2 separate regions of the Homo sapiens genome follow, and region 2 is linked to region 1. Evidence: read pairs that join two places in POLR2A ChIA-PET (ENCODE). Cell type or tissue: OCI-LY7. All regions are shown on one strand. Links, peaks and the distances in the headings refer to the core of each region. The heading gives the core; the rest is flanking DNA. Region 1 overlaps ELF1 (E74 like ETS transcription factor 1). Region 2 has its middle 84 kb from the start of MIR621.

Evidence for each region. Peaks named below come from ENCODE experiments on the same cell type or tissue, not always from the same donor. Only the 100,000 strongest peaks of a DNase experiment are listed, where the experiment ranks them.
Region 2: POLR2A ChIA-PET joins it to region 1 with 9 read pairs; 4 of 35 experiments call an interaction of 5 or more read pairs at or near these places.

Annotation. Positions count from the first base shown.
Region 1 is chr13:41,003,613-41,011,955 of GRCh38, reverse strand. All of the region lies in intron 1 of ELF1 (E74 like ETS transcription factor 1), which reads left to right. Among named protein-coding and RNA genes, the nearest start is that of ELF1, 12 kb to the left of the region's middle. In OCI-LY7, for the core only: CTCF peaks have their summits at 4,252 and 4,476; DNase peaks (open chromatin) are centred at 4,405, 5,465, 6,625, 6,945 and 2 weaker places; H3K4me3 peaks cover 7,380 bases; H3K27ac peaks cover 7,772 bases.
Region 2 is chr13:40,891,014-40,899,356 of GRCh38, reverse strand. It overlaps the pseudogene TPTE2P5. Among named protein-coding and RNA genes, the nearest start is that of MIR621, 84 kb to the right of the region's middle. In OCI-LY7, for the core only: no CTCF peak of the experiment used is centred there; no DNase peak of the experiment used is centred there.

The DNA.
Region 1 (8,343 bases), core at 95-8,094:
ATGTTTAATTTGACCGGTAGTAAAAGCTGACTTGAAAGAATGTGGCAATAAACTTTGCATCAGAGCCAGGGGCACTGAGATGCACCTGTAGTCCCAGCCACTTGGGAACTTGAGGTTGAAGGAATGCATGACCCCAGGAGTTTGAGACCTGGGCAACATAGTGAGACCCTCCTATTTCAAAAAAATGAAAACTCTGCATCAGTTAAAAATGGGATCAGGCACGGTGGCTCAAGCCTGTAATCCCAGCACTTTGGGAGGCCAAGGCAGGTGGATCACTTGGGCCCAGGAGTTTGAGACCAGCCTGCAAAATACGATGAAACCCCTTCTCTACTAAAAATACAAAAATAAGCCAGGCATGATGGTGAGTGACTGTAGTCCCAGCCACTTGGGGAGCTGAGGTGGGAGGATCACTTGAGCCCAGGAGGTCAAGGCTTCACTGAGGCATGTTCGTGCCACTATACTCCAACCTGGGCAACAAAGTAAGACCTTGTCTCAAAAAAAAAGTTAACTGCCTATTTCAGCAAGAGGGATTGGGTAGATTCAGATGTAAGTGTTATAAGACTGTGTGTCTGTCCCAAATAACTAAGAAGATCTAGGCATACTTCTAGATGAATAAATAGTAATTTCCAGTTGAGATCCATTAACAAATTGGAGCTTTAGTTACCTAGAAGTAATTTAGTTAGGTTTCATCTTCAGAATTATCCCACATTCAAATACTTCTCAAAAACACATTTCAAAACAAAAACATTCATAAAATAATTAGTATAGTATTAACATCCATGAACTTTTAAGTAGCTAATAGATTGTTGAATCTAACCAGATTTACTGGTATATTCAGTGTTTCATCTTGCTTCCTGATCAGTGTTTCATGTAGCTTCCTTAGAATTCTTACTGTAATGGTAGCAATTTCTGAATCTTTAGTGATTTTTGTTGTTGTCATTATAAACTAGATATACATTCTTCAGGTAAAGCTTTCAAAATTTAACAATGTAAATGTGGAAACTGCTATAGAAAGTGAAAACATAGATCTTAACCCAGGTTTTTACTTTCATCATCCCTTGGCTCTCTTTCCTGAAATACTTCCCATAGTGTATGTATAAGCAGTGGCATGGACAAAGAACAAATGGAAATAGAAGTCATAAGATTTCATTGTCTGAGGGTTCCTATAAAGTCATGTAATTAGAGGTCTCTTAAATTTTTATTATATACCTTTTGATCTATATTATTATTGATTCATTCAGCAATTATTGCCTGTTACATATTATTCTTGATGTTGGGATATAGCAATGAACAAAAAATAAAAACTATTCATAAATTATATGCATATATTTTACTAATTAACCTCCATTTAAAATGTATTATAATTATATAAAGATTAGAGAAACATAGATAAACTAGATTAGTTTTCGATGTGCTACATGTGATCTAAGGCAAGGAAAGTGTGCACACACACACACACACATACACCTCATACCTATATGTATTTTTTTGGGGGGGTGGGGGGGAGATAGGGGTGTAGCCCTCTCGCCTAGGCTAGAGTACAGTGGTACAATCATAGCTTGCTGCAGCCTCAAACTCCTGGGCTCAAGCAATCCTCCACCTCAGCCTCCCATGTAGAATTACAAGTGCATACCACTATGACGTGCAAATTTCTTTTCTGTGTTTTTTTTTTTTTTCCTTTCTTTCTTTCTTTTTTATTTTATTTTTTTATTGGTGGGTATGCGGTCTGGCTATGTTGTCCAGGCTGGTCTTAAACTCCTGGGCTCAATCGATCCTCTTATCTTGGCCTCCCAAAATATTGGGATTACAGGCATGAGCCACCATGCTTGGCCCAAAGCATGTATATTTAACAGCATTATTTTTAATCAAGGAAAAAAAAAATCCCAGGGAGTTTTTTTTTTTTTCAATATGCTATTCTGAGAAAAGACTCCTTTAAAGGGCATATAATAAGTAATAATATCCTGTAAGTAAAAAACATATATTGATAAATATGACCTAGGAAAACAAAGGCTCTTTGTGGTCCTCAATACATTTTAAGAATATAAAGGGATCTTGACACCAAAAAGTTTGAGAACTGCTGCACTATTGCAACTAGTAATTTAAATATCATTCTTAGAGTTTTACATTATTAAATTGAAGTTTAAAAAAATGCAAGCTTTCTAAACCAGAACTAGAGTAAAAACATTAATTCGAAGTTTTTTTTCCCAATGAGAAAAATCATAGACTGTCACCTTTACCATTTATTTACTTGTGTCTCCTAGCCCTTTCCACGAAGAATAACCAATTCTTTAAAATTGGGAAGTATATTAAAGTATTACATTTAAAATTAAAATATATTAAACTTTCTAGCAAAGGAATGCAAATTAAAGTCAAATAGCCCCCCTGTGTTTTTATCCATCATATTGGCAGTAGTTCAAGCATTGTGGGTTGTTGCAAATGATGTTAAATGTCCATGCAGGTATTCTGTTGCTAACAGTATAAACTGAAAAAATCTTCTGCAGGGCAGTTGGCATTATGATATCAAATGCTTTGAAAGTCTATGTGCCTTTCAGTTCTTGGTGTAGGTATCCTAAAGAAAATTTAAGGATGGGACCAAAGATTCAGTTGTAAGGATATTTGAATCGTTCGTTGTGATTGTGTAGCAGTTCTCAAACCTTATACTTTTTTTTTTCAAGCTTTATGATCTTTGCATCGTCTTTATACTATTAAAATTGAGGCTCCCAAAGAGCTTTGGTTCATGTGGGTTACATTTACCAATATTAACCAATGTTAGAAATTAAAACAAACTTGAAAAATATTAATATATTTATTTAAAAATAATACGCCCATTACATTTTAACATAATTATTTTTATAAAGGACAAGTTTGAGCCAGGTATGGTGACCCAAGCCTATAGTCCAGCTACTTGAGAACCTGAGGCAGGAGGATTGCTTGAGCCCAGGAGTTCAAGTCCAACCCAGGCAACATAGCAGGACCCTGTTTTTTTTAAAAAAAAAAGTGCAAAAAAGACAAATATGTTTCCCAAAACAAAAGCTGTACTGAGAAGAGTGTAAATCTTTTAGCTTTGACTTCACAGAAGACAGCTATATTCTCATATTTGCTTTTGCATGAAATCTGTTGGAATATGTTGCTTTTGTTGAAGAATATGAAGAAAATTCAGCCTCACACAGATGTCTAGTCACAAAAAGTAGATGTATTTTAATGGCCACTTCAGATAATTGTGGATATTCTTTGATACTACACCAAAGCTCATCAACAAATGCTAGTTTTTTAAAAGTTAGAACAATGAGATTCTGAAAACCTATGAATGAACTTTTTGTCCCCTGTAACATTAAAATCCATAGGTCTGTCTTGTACTTTGAATGGATTGATTTTTTTTTTTTTAACCTAAGCAAGATTTTGTAACATCATGCGTGAGTCATTTGGGTATTGCAAATGTTGACATAGTATCAAAATCACACCAGTCTCATCAGAAAAGCCTTTTAAGTGTATTGAGAAGCCAACAGAGTCAAAGCGGTAGATACATACAAGTTTTCCAAAATTCTGATTTTCAGTTGAAAGCTTGCATTTTATAATTGGTGACAATTGCTGTTAGTTGTTTTCCTTGAAGTGATGGGCATGCTTTATTAATTTTTGGAAAAATTTCTGCCAGATATCCAATTCTGAATAATAATTAGTTCTTTTAAGTAAAAATTACATTTCATGAAAGCAGCAGCTAGTTTGGCTCACAGGTCGAAGAATAATAGCATAAATGCTTTTTCTCAAGACAACAATGCTATTTCTGTTTATGCCAGAAGTAGTACTTTATTTGTACCTCCAATTTTATCACTCAGAATATTAAAAACATATGTATTTAATGGTTGAGATTCAAGAAAATAGTTTTTACTCTTCTTCAAAGACATTCTTAAGTGAAGTCGCCTTTTTAAAATGTGAGTGCCCAGTGGTAAGGAGTAGACTCATGGCTTGAGGGTGCAGCCTTGGTCAGGGCAGAGGCACTCGCAGTTTCATCCTGCTTTGCTTTTGCATCATCAGGGCAAGTGTCAACACAGTGGAAAAGCCAAATAATACCTTGCCATTATTATGAAAAGAGTTGTGATCTCAGGAGCCCCCTGAAAGGGTCTCTGGATCCTTTGTGGGTCTGAGGATTACATTTTGTGAATCGCTGTGAATAATGCAGCATTAGAAATAATACAAATGTCTAAAAATTAGGGGTTGATTAAATAAATGTTATATGGAAGAAATATACTTTTATTAAAGTTTATGTTAAATACAAGCTTATAACACAGTATTTTTCTGTTTTTGGCACCTCTCTAATGAGGAAATCAACATTCGTCAAAGAAAGTGAAGGCGTTGGTTCTGAGTCTCAGTGCTTCCATTTAGTTGATGCCTTTGTGATTAAGAAAAGGGAAGTTGAATAGCAGGAGGGGGCAGTTACTGGCTTCTCCAGTAGGCTAAGGGATGTTTGTATAGCAACCTTATTTTTACAGCAAAAGGAATTGGCAGTGGTATCAATCATTTTTTGATACTTAATAATAATATGTGGAATGTGCCTTCAAATGAAGTTCCTCCAGTAGACTCAATTTATATTTAGGCATTTTCTGATTTACATTTTCCCGTTGTGTTCTTCTTAATTGAAAGAGCTTTCAGTTGCTGCATATTATTTAACTTCAGACTGAATTAAAGAAATGAGTTATAAGCAGGTTAGAAGGATACTGTTGAGTTGAGCCCCTTGGGCTTCCTGCTAAGACCTCCACACAGGGCGTTTCTGAGGTGTATTATCTGTACTCTGCAGCAGGGAGGAACACTTTTTGTGAGCGGCATCATTGAAGATAGGATGCTTTGTGCATCCGAGATATTTCTCTGTTATAGTGGAAGCCTAATAATAATCATGACTTGTCTTGAGTAAGGTTTAATATTTTCCTAAGCACCAAGTTCTAAGGAGGGTTTGATGTTTAAAGTTCCTTTCCAAATAGCCATTGTGTTTATTCAAAATTTTATGTTTTAGATAAACTTGGGTAAAGTATGCTGGAAGAATATATACAGCATGCTATGTACATAAAGTTTTAAAATATACTATACAAAATGTACGTATGTACTAAATTATAAGGAAAAATACCATTAAGATTTTAGATTTAAGTTTGAATAATTAATTCGAATTAATGTTACATGTGTTTTAGTTTGAAGGGCAACTTAAAAAGTTTGTATTTAGACATAAGGTATATTGTGTAAATTATTTTATTCAAAATGTTTTCATGGTATGAACGTTGCAAACTAGACATCGTGCCTGATCCTTTGATCTGTAGATCAGAGAAAAACTTGCATATTGTTATAGGATAATTTACAACCTGTTAGTCTTAAGAATAAACTGAAAGGAAGATGTAATACTTATCTGCCCTTGGTAGAACAGAACAGTTACACATCGTTAACTGTGTTTGATTGTTGGGTAGGTGATGGACACTAGGTTCTCTGCAGCTGCTCTGAGACTCCCCAACTCACTCCCCATCCTGCCCCCCAGTTAGGGTTATTTCACTAAGCATCAGAGCCAGAGGATAGGGGAGGGGAGCTAATGTGTAAGGAAATGGGTGATGTTCTTCTTCCTTCATTCTTCCTTCATGGTTTGGGGAACACTTACTCCTTATTCCCTAGATATTGGGGACAATTTAGCCAATACATTTACAAGTGAGAGCAGAGATATACTAAAGATATGCTAGGAAGGCACTAATAATTCTTAGACTCCTATAAAGAATGAGCAAGATCCTTCTGGTTGAAAAATACTGGGTAAAAATGAAATCGTTTTTCAAAGCCATTCATTTAAGAAATGTTACTTCAGGAGCCTACTACCATGCTTACAGCTGATTATTAGGTATATGTTAAGTTCTCTTTAGGAAAGAGAGGTCACAGGAAGCTGAAGATGGACTTCTGTGAAGTAAAATATGAAGAGTGGTTTTGGACATTGACCTAGAATGGAATAGCACTAAACTCTGGTGGAATTGTAATTGTGGCAACTTATGCTTATTATAGCCTAGGTAAATATTGACCAATATGAATGGATAAGATAGCTGCATTTTGCCCAAGTTTATGATACAGAATATGAATCATATGAGTAATGAATTGAATTCATTCTTAAGGATTGATTATTAGTTTGGGAGGCAGCTTGGCATGGTGAAAGGTGAGCACACCTTAGTTATAATTAACTGGAAGGTTGGTTAACATGACTTGAAGCAGGCAGGATTCACCTATGGAGAACAGAGTTCTATTTGGTTGTATATAGTTGAATATATATGAGTAAATAACATGAGCCAAGTTTGGGATATACAGGAAGTGAGAAGGGAGTAGAGATAGTTTGGTTGGGGGATATAAATTGTAGTACAGGAGAGTGCTGATAAGAAGCCATGGTAAAAATGACCAAAGATCAAAGATGCAAGTTATCAGTCCTGCTTTGTTGATAGTCAGTTGCTTAAAGGTTGTTTTTTTTTTGTGGTAGGTTTTTTTTTTTTTTTTTTTTGGATAGGTATAGCAGAGGTTGGGGGGAGGGTCACATATCAAGGTGGTCAAGTGTTACTTATGTAAACAGTTGGGTAAAATAGTTTGAGGGCCTGTTCTGTTGTTTAGACACTTGGTTTTTTACTCAGTCATTGTGGTTTTCAAATCTTAATTTGTGTGGTGTTTGCTCCTAAGAATACTTCTTCAAAAGACTATAAATGAGTCTTTGCGTGCATATTGAATCTTAGATCCCAAGACCAAAATACTTTTTTATTGGCTCTGTTTGCATAAACACTCTTCACCATTTATATGTTTGTGCTACTGTACTTTCATATATTTTCACACAAACTATTGGACTATTTATAAAACAAGACATAAAGATGTAACAGAGAAGGCAGGAAATACTTGACATTTGTGTGCCATATCTTACTCTGTGCTTCCTGTCAGTTAAACCACGATGAGAGGAACAGAGACACAGATGTACAATTGCTGCTTTAATTTGCCACTGGGGAGACCAGTTAAGCATAAAGCTAGTTTTATTAAACTTTTGTCACTTGTTGATTCGAGGGACGTTGTAGGCTTGTTTGGTATTATATGGATTGTATGCATCATGTGGTGGCAATTAGATGTTTGCTACAGCACCTAATAGGAACATATATCTTTTACATATTTAAAAGGTATTTACTTTTGTGACATTTTTTAGGCCATAAAAAAATTGGCATTTGAATTCATATATTTGATATAAATTCACTATGAAATATTAGGCTAATATTTTGATCTTGAAATTTTAGTATCTAATTATTAACTTTTATGTATTAGTATATCAGGATTCTGTAAAACTTTCAAAGCATTTTGTAGTTTACCAAGTAAATTCTTACTTGGTACAACTTCAAGATGAAAGATGAAATGGAAAGTTATAGAGGTTGACTTATCTAAGAAAATACAGTTAGTAAATGATGTTCAACTACAACTTGAATGCAGGTGTTCTGATGGTAGATCCTGTATCCCTAATGTTAGGGAAAAGGTTTGTTTTCATTAAATTCCTATTCTACCTGTTTCTCAGTGATTTTAACTTTTAGGGTCACCTTTGCTTATTCTTCCCAGAATATCCCCCACCCCCTTTCCTTTCATGTTCTCTCTCCTTGGAAAAAAACAGATGTGGGCTATTTCTTTAGAAATAAGTAACATGTTACTTCCTTATGAAGTTTTTTCAGGTTCTCACAGGTATTTACCCCTCTCTATTCATTCTGTCATCTTTTGGTTGACTTGTTTATTTACATTGTTTTGTAATTATCTGTTTACATTGTTTCTTTTTAGATGTTGAACCACTTTGGGACAAGGATCATATCTTATTTATCTTTATTTTTGTATACCCAGTAAATGGCATATAGTAGATTTCATAAATACTTGTTGGGGGAATAAATACATGCCTGATATTTATTTTCTTTTTTCTAGAATCATAAACTGGTTAAAGAACTATAATGTGAATCTTTTCTACAGGTTGCCTTTATGGTTTATTTCTAAGAAATAATTTTATTGTAAAAGTTATTTTGTACTTCAGCTCCACCCACCCCCAGTTTGTTTTTGCTGTTTATGGAAATGAGATATCTTAGTGAAATTATTAGTGTTTTCATCCTAGTTAAAAGTGGAGATAACATATTGGTCCATTAAAAAATGTAGCTGAAGAGCTTAATTATTTTAGCTCGCTAAGCATCAAAAATCTCTTACTTTTGGCTTCAATCTGGAAAAAATGTCTAGCCATTCATTGTGGTCCTGATATCTCCACTGAATAAATGGAAATAATAATTCTCTTTATTACTTTTTGCTTCTCCCTGTATTATTTTCTGTTGTCACCAAGTT
Region 2 (8,343 bases), core at 157-8,156, 110 kb after region 1:
ACTTTAGTGTCACCTATATTGTGAAATATTCATTTTAAAAATTAATTTTTTTTTGAGACAGAGTCTCACTCTGTTTCCCAGGCTGGAGTGCATCGGTGTGATCTCAACTCACTGCAAGCTCCGCCTGCCAGGTTCAAGCAATTCTCCTGCCTCAGCCTCCTGAGTAGCTGGGACTACAGGTGCACGCCACCATGCCCGGCTAATTTTTTATATTTTTAGTAGAGATGGGGTTTCACCATGCTGGCCAGGCTGGTCTCGAACTCCTGACCTCATGATCCACCTGCGTCAGCCTCCCAGAATTTTGGGATTACAGGTGTGAGCCACTGCGTGTGGCATTAATTTTTATTCCCTTTAAGAATTAGAATTCTCAGTCTTTTGGGGTGAATTTGCCCTTGTGGAAATGTTGTTGTATTCCTATTTTTAGTCAGAATAATTTTTCTGTATTAAACAATACAAAATGTGAAAGCCTGGAATTGTGGGAAATAAAAATGTATGTCTTAGAAACAAAATAGCCTCCTTTTCTCTTACTTTGAAGTTTGAAAGTGAATCCCTTTTTTTAATGTTCAGAGAAGAATATATATATGTTAGAGAATCCTGGTGATAATGGAATGGAATGGAATGGGGTATGTGGGCATGATACTCCTGCTTGTCTGAATACATTGATATGGAAATTTTAAAATTGTTTTTGTTTTTTTTTTTTGAGATGGAGTCTCACTCTCGCCCAGGCTCGAGTGCAGTGGCGCGATCTCGGCTCACTGCAAGCTCTGCCTCCCGGGTTTATGCCATTCTCCCACCTCAGCCTCCCAAGTAGCTGGGACTACAGGCGCCCGCCACCATGCCCTGCTAATTTTTTGTATTTTTAGTAGAGACAGGGTTTCACTGTGTTAGCCAGGATGGTCTTGATCTCCTGACCTCGTGATCCACCCACCTCGGCCTCCCAAAGTGCTGGGATTACAGGCATGAGCCACTGCGCCCAGCCAAAATTGTTGTTTTAATGTCTTGCTTCATACAGTGGTGGTGGTAACAGTGAGAATTGTTTAATTTTTTTTTAACTGGGTTAGTTAAAAAAAAAAGATCCACAAATTGTAGATCTTGGAATGTATTATTGTTACTTTTCTTATATTTTGTAATGTATATTCATATATTTTTAAAACAAGAATTTTACTCTACATAATTTTTAAACAGCTATACATTGTCGATATTTTTATCATGTCCTTACATATTCAACAGCAAAGTATTTCATCATATGCATGTACTGTACCTTATTTAGCCAGCCCCATTTTGTTTGGCTTGTGGAGAATTACAATAGCTGTTTTGACTGTTGTATCACATGCCAGGCACTGTACTGTGTATTATCTCATGTAATTCTCATAGTTACTGCATGGTGTAGGTATTTTTATCCCCAGTTTACAGGTAGAGAAACTGAACCCAGAGATGTTAAATAATTTGCCCAAGTTTTTTGGCTGACTATACTGATGAAGATACTGATACTAGCATTCTGTTGTCAGTTATTTGCCAGACAGAATTCTTTATTTTTTAATACATAATATCATTTACTCTTGAGAACCCTAAATGAGTTAGGGCCTACTAAATCATTTACAATACAATACAGTAGGAGAAACTGAGGCTCGCTGAGATTAAGTTGCTTGCTTATGGTTATACATCCAACAAATGACACCTATTTCCAACTCTTTCTGTTTACACAGCTGATTGTTTTTGTCTCAACACCTGCTTATTTCTGAGGAAATAAGTAAAAATTCTAGCTGAAAAGACATTTCCAGCAAATTATTTCATATTTTGGCTCCCTCCTCTCTAAAATATGGATAATGGTCTTTTTTTAAATAGGGTGATTCTATTAAGTGAGATAATGTATGTGAAGCATGTAGCACACAGGGTATATAATAAAAGTCAATAAATGTTACTAGTACTATTCCTATTATTTTATTTTGGTTATTTAGATTTTTATTCAGGCTGTAAAAGCAGTAAATGCATATTATAACATATCATAGAAAATCTGGAAAAGATAAAGGAGCTTAGGAAGTAATCACTCAGACTCATCACTGGTGACATTTTAGCATGTTTCCCTCAGGATAACTCATTATTTCCTGACACATAGGTCAATCATTACACATGACACATACTGGAATCTTTTTACTTATGGGAATGTCTTTTCTGATTAATTACTTTAAAAAGAACAGAGGCTGTGTCCTTATGTACTAGCACTGTTTCTGGCTCAGAGTAGGTGCTCAGCAAATATTTGAAATGAGCTGTTAGAAGCTTGAGAGAAGACCTTTGAGGTCTTCTCCATTCCTTGCCATTTTTTGCATTTAAAAAATGATTATAAAAAGATTTTAGTTTAAAAATAAAGAAGGTAGATGTATTCGTTTGAGCTCAGGAAGACTGAGCTATTATCAGACAAAGGAATTTGATGTAACAATTAAATGTGCAAAGAGCTCAGTAAGAGTATGTTGGGAAGGTTGCATTCTGAAGATCAGGGAAGCAATTATTTAATGAGTATAGTCTTGAAGTATATGGTTCTCAAAAGTTTGCCAATAAATTGCCCCAGCTCTTTAGTCTCTGGGAAAGATCCCTTCATGTTAACCTGTGGTGGTAAGTGGGATCTTACTTACCACTTAAGATGGTGGTGTCTGGATATCATGATTGCTTAAGAGTAATGATATCTCTTTAATTTTGAAGTTTCTTTCATTGGAAAAAAGTAAACTCTGTGCTATGCAGAGGAGACTTTAGAGGTGGATGGTAATACATATAATGTTGAGAACTAATGATCCAGCACAGTAGGGATTCTTATTGACAACCTGTGAATACTCTTTTGGGATATTAACACCTTGAGATCCTTCCTGGTACATGTGAGAACAACATTCAAGCAAACTGTCAAAGTTTTAAGTTAACTTTTAAAGTATTTTTGACTTAAATGAAAATAGAATGGTTTCTTAATGGTTGCAATAAACACCTCTGAAATTGGACTAGTGCTAATTCTAGAACTATCTGCCAGAATCAAGACTTAAGACTTCATTTTTAAAAACATTGAAACATTTGAAAGTACAAGCATTGAAAGTGAATTAAGTGTAAAAGGGAATTCATAGAAAATTAGCCCCTACCTTCTTTTCCCTTTTTTTTTTTTTTTTTGCTGGGGGAGACAGGGTCTCACTCTGTTGCCTATGCTGGAATGCAGTGGCACTATCATGGCTCACTGCCGTCTCAACTACCTGAGCTCAAGTGATCCTTCCTCTTCAGCCTCCCAAAGTGCCAGGATTACAGGTGTGAGCCACTGCACCCAACCCCCTTTACCTTTTTTTTAAAAAGCTGCTTTAAGTGGTTTATTATATGCAGCTATTTTGGTGAATGATTAAGTATAATTTCAGAAGCGGAGGTCAGCTTGTCTCAGCTGAAACAGGTTGTTACTAAGAGCTTTGCCTTTGGCTTTATAAAGGCCTCTTTGTTCATGCTGCACAATTACATAGGTCATGATGGCTTTCAGTAGATATGAATGCTAGTCTGTGTTGCTTTTCAGGTGAAACAAGGAACTTTTTATAGACAATGTGTAAATAGTTACAGGAACATGAAGTGTGAATATAGGGTGCCTTGTGGCCAGGTTTAGTGTGGTGATAAACACAGTACTTTTCAGGCCCTCATTTTTCAGATGAGTTGAAAATTAAAGGAGCAAGATGTAATTTTAATCTTTCAGATAATATTAACAGTTCTTTTCAGTAACTGTTGCTGTGTCATTGCCAGCTATTGGATTTCTGTCTCCTTTTGATAAATATACCAGAAGTGACACCTTAAAGTAACCAGAGTACTATCACTTAATACCGTGTATGAGAAAATATTGGTGGTATATTATTTTATAAAAAAATAGCTGGGCACAGTGGCTCATGCCTGTAATTCTAGCTACTCAGGAGGCTGGCAGGAGAATCACTTGAACCCGGAGGGCAGAGGTTGAAGTGAGCCGAGTTCACACCACTGCACTCCAGCCTGGGTGACAGAAACTCTGTCTCAAAAAAAAAAAAAAAAGAAATCATAGTTTACTTTAGGGAATTCTAGAGATTCTTATGAAATATTTGTTTTTATGTATGTAGAGTTTAAACATGTAAATTACATTAAAGATAGTATACTCCACCCTTATCCCAGTGAAATGATTTCATATTTTTCTTATTATGGAAACAATTATTACATTTCTTTGCTCCTAAAGAAAATAAACACTTGAGACCACATACCCCACATACATATACCATCACTTGATGTCTGATTAAAAATGTTGGCAGTTTTCCCTATGTTACCACTTTGTTAGAGTATTTTAAGGTGCAAATTTTGAAGGTTTTTTGCTAAAGGCAGATGGTATAATCATCTGATAAAAAGAAGTCAAAGAACCTAGGGGTGAATGGGCTTCTCTTTTTGTTAAGTCTGCCTTTTGATTTTTAAATTCTTTTTGCAAAACTAACGATCCTTTTCATAGAAAAAATTAGAATATAACATTCTAATTCAATTCTTCATTTAAACTGTTTTATATAATGTTATGGTGCTTACTTTAATATTTGCATTAAAAATGCTGATTTTAGCCACTTAAAAATAGAGGTGAGAGCATTATTTGAATAAAGAAAACAAAAAGTAGATATAAATGCTATGTGATTGTGTGTTTAAGGGTAAGGATAGACTCAGGGGACTAACCTTGATTAGAGAGTAAAAGATGCTATTAGGATACTATTAATTTTTAATTTTAATAAGTGAACTTACTCCAGCATTCAGAAGTTGTTAACTTCTGCTTCTTTTTGTGTGTGTGTGTGTGTGTGTGTGTGTGTGTGTGTGTGTGTGTGTGTATGAGACAAGAGTTTTGCTCTTTTTGCCCAGGCTGGAGTGCAATGGCACGATCTCGGCTCACTGGAACCTCTGCCTCCCGGGTTCAAGTGATTCTCCTGCCTCAGCCTCCCAAGTAGCTGGGATTACAGGTGTTTGCCACCATGCCTGGCTAATTTTTTGTATTTTTAGTACAGACGGGAATTCACCATGTTGGCCAGGATGGTCTTGATCTCTTGACCTCATGATCCACCTACCTCGGCCTCCCAAAGTGCTGGGATTACAGGCATGAGCCACTGTGCCCGGCCTTTTTTTTTTTTTTTTTTTTTTTTTTTTTGAGATGGTGTTTTGCTCTTGTTGCCCCAGTCTGGAGTGCAATGGCACGATCTTGGCTCACCACAACTTCTGCCTCCCAGGTTCAAGCGATTCTCCTGCCTCAGCCTCCTGAGTATCTGGGATTACAGGCATGCACCACCACACCCAGCTAATTTTGTATTTTTAGTAGAGACAGGGTTTCTCCATGTTGGTCAGGCTGGTCTCGAATTCCCTACCTCAGGTGATCAGCCTGCCTCAGCCTCCCAAAGTGTTGGGATTACAGGCATAAGCCACCATGCACAGCTCTGCTTCTTTTTTATCTGTATTTTTCACTGCTCTGATTTTTTTTCAAGTCAAGTCCTGGACTTGAGGCAAATTGGGCTTCTCCATACCCCTCTATGCAGTGTCTTTTCACACCCCAGTGCTCCAGTTAGGCCACTCCCTGTGCCTCTGGAGACCCACCCCTTCACTCTTGCGAATGCTTCTACCGTCCAAAGCCCTTAGGGGTGTATAAAGCCTTTCCTCTTCACAGTCAGGTGTGGTCTCTCCTGAGCTTTTAGCACATTTATTTATTTAGAACTTTAGTAACTTTCTTAAAGTATCTCACATACTTCCAAGTGGTCGAGGATGTGTCTTTAATATTTTAAAAATCCAGCTGGGTGTGGTGGCTCATGCCTGTAATCCTAGCACTTTGGGTGGCTGAGGTAGGAGAATGGCTTGAGGCCAGGAGTTTCAGACCAGCCTGGGCAACATAGTGAGACCCTGTCTCTACAAAAAAACAGAAAAATTAGCTGAGAGTGGTGGCACATGTCTATAGTTCCAGCTACTAGGGAAGCTGAGACCGGAGGATCACTTGAGCCTAGAAGTTCAAGGCTGCAGTGAACTATGATCCTTCCACTGCACTCCAGCCTGGGAGACAGAGCAAGCCCCTTTTCTCTACAAATAAAATAAAAATCCCCCACAGTCTTGAGGACTATACTATCTTATAATAGGTGTTTAGTAATTATTTGTTGAATGAATGAATACAAAAATGTTAGCATTCATTGTATTATGTTTATACAGTGAAATGTTTCTCCACTGTAAAACAGATGAATGCACATATAAACGCAGTAATTATTTTAGAATCGGATTTCTTTTATTATTATACTTTAAGTTCTAGGGTACATGTGCACAATATGCAGGTTTGTTACATATGTATACACGTGCCATGTTGGTGTGCTGCACCCATTAACTCGTCATTTACATTAGGTATATCTCCTAATGGTATCCCTCCCCACTCCCCCCACCCCACGACAGGCCCCGGTGTGTGGTGTTCCCCACCCTGTATCCAAGTGTTCTTATTGTTCAATTCCCACCTATTATTGAGAGCATGCAGTGTTTGGTTTTTTGTCCTTGCGATAGTTTGCTGAGAATGATGGTTTCCAGCTTCATCCATGTCCCTACAAAGGACATGAACTCATCCTTTTTTATGGCTGCATAGTATTCCATGGTGTATATGTGCCACGTTTTCTTAATCCAATCTATCATTGATGGACATTTGGGTTGGTTCCAAGTCTTTGCTATTGTGAATAGTGCTGCAATAAACATACATGTGCATGTGTCTTTATAGCAGCATGATTTATACTCCTTTGGGTATATGCCCACTAATGGGATGGCTGGGTCAAATGGTATTTCTAGTTCTAGATCCTTGAGGAATCGCCACACTGTCTTCCACAATGGCTGAACTAGTTTACAGTCCCACCAACAGTGTAAAAGTGTTCCTATTTCTCCACATCCTCTCCAGCACCTGTTGTTTCCTGACTTTTTAATGATCGCCATTCTAACTGGTATGAGATGGTATCTCATTGTGGTTTTGATTTGCATTTCTCTGATGACCAGTGATGATGAGCATTTTTTCAAGTGTCTGTTGGCTGCATAAATGTCTTCTTTTGAGAAGTGTCTGTTCATATCCTTTGCCCACTTTTTGATGGGGTTGTTTGATTTTTTCTTGTAAATTTGTTTAAGTTCTTAATAAATTCTAGATGTCAGCCCTTTGTGAGATGGATAGATTGCAAAAATTTTCTCCCATTCTGTAGGTTGCCTGTTCACTCTGATGGTAATTTCTTTTGCTGTGCAGAAGCTCTTTAGTTTAATTAGATCCCATTTGTCAATTTTGGCTTTTGTTGCCATTGCTTTTGGTGTTTTAGACATGAAGTCCTTGCCCATGCCTATGTCCTGAATGGTATTGCCTAGGTTTTCTTCTAGGGTTTTTATGGTTTCAGATCTGACATTTAAGTCTTTAATCCATCTTGAATTAAATTTTGTATAAGGTGTAAGGAAGGGATCCAGTTTCAGCTTTCTACATATGGCCAGTTTTCCCAGCACCATTTATTAAATAGGGAATCCTTTCCCCATTTCTTGTTTTTCTCAGGTTTGTCAAAGATCAGATGGTTGTAGATGTGTGGTATTATTTCTGAGGGCTCTGTTCTGTTCCATTGGTCTATATCTCTGTTTTGGTACCAGTACCATACTGTTTTGGTTACCGTACCCTTGTAGTATAGTTTGAAGTCAAGTAGCATGATGCCTCCAGCTTTGTTCTTTTGGCTTAGGATTGACTTGGTGATGTGGGCTCTTTTTTGGTTCCATATGAACTTGAAAGTCGTTTTTTCCAATTCTGTGAAGAAAGTCATTGGTAGCTTGATGGGGATGGCATTGAATCTATAAATTACCTTGGGCAGTATGGCCATTTTCATGATACTGATTCTTCCTACCCATGAGCATGGAATGTTCTTCCATTTGTTTGTGTCCTCTTTTATTTCGTTGAGCAGTGGTTTGTAATTCTCCTTGAACAAGTCCTTCACATCCCTTGTAAGTTGGATTCCTAGGTATTTTATTCTCTTTGAAGCAATTGTGAATGGGAGTTCACTCATGATTTGGCTCTCTGTTTGTCTGTTATTGTTGTATGGGAATGCTTGTGATTTTTGCACATTGATTTTGTATCCTGAGACTTTGCTGAAGTTGCTTATCAGCTTAAGGAGATTTTGGGCTGAGACAATGGGGTTTTCTAAATATACAATCATGTCATCTGCAAACAGGGCCAATTTGACTTCCTCTTTTCCTAATTGAATACCCTTTATTTCTTTCTCCTGCCTGATTGCCCTGGCCAGAACTTCCAACACTATGTGGAATAGGAGTGGTGAGAGAGGGCATCCCTGTCTTGTGCCAGTTTTCAAAGGG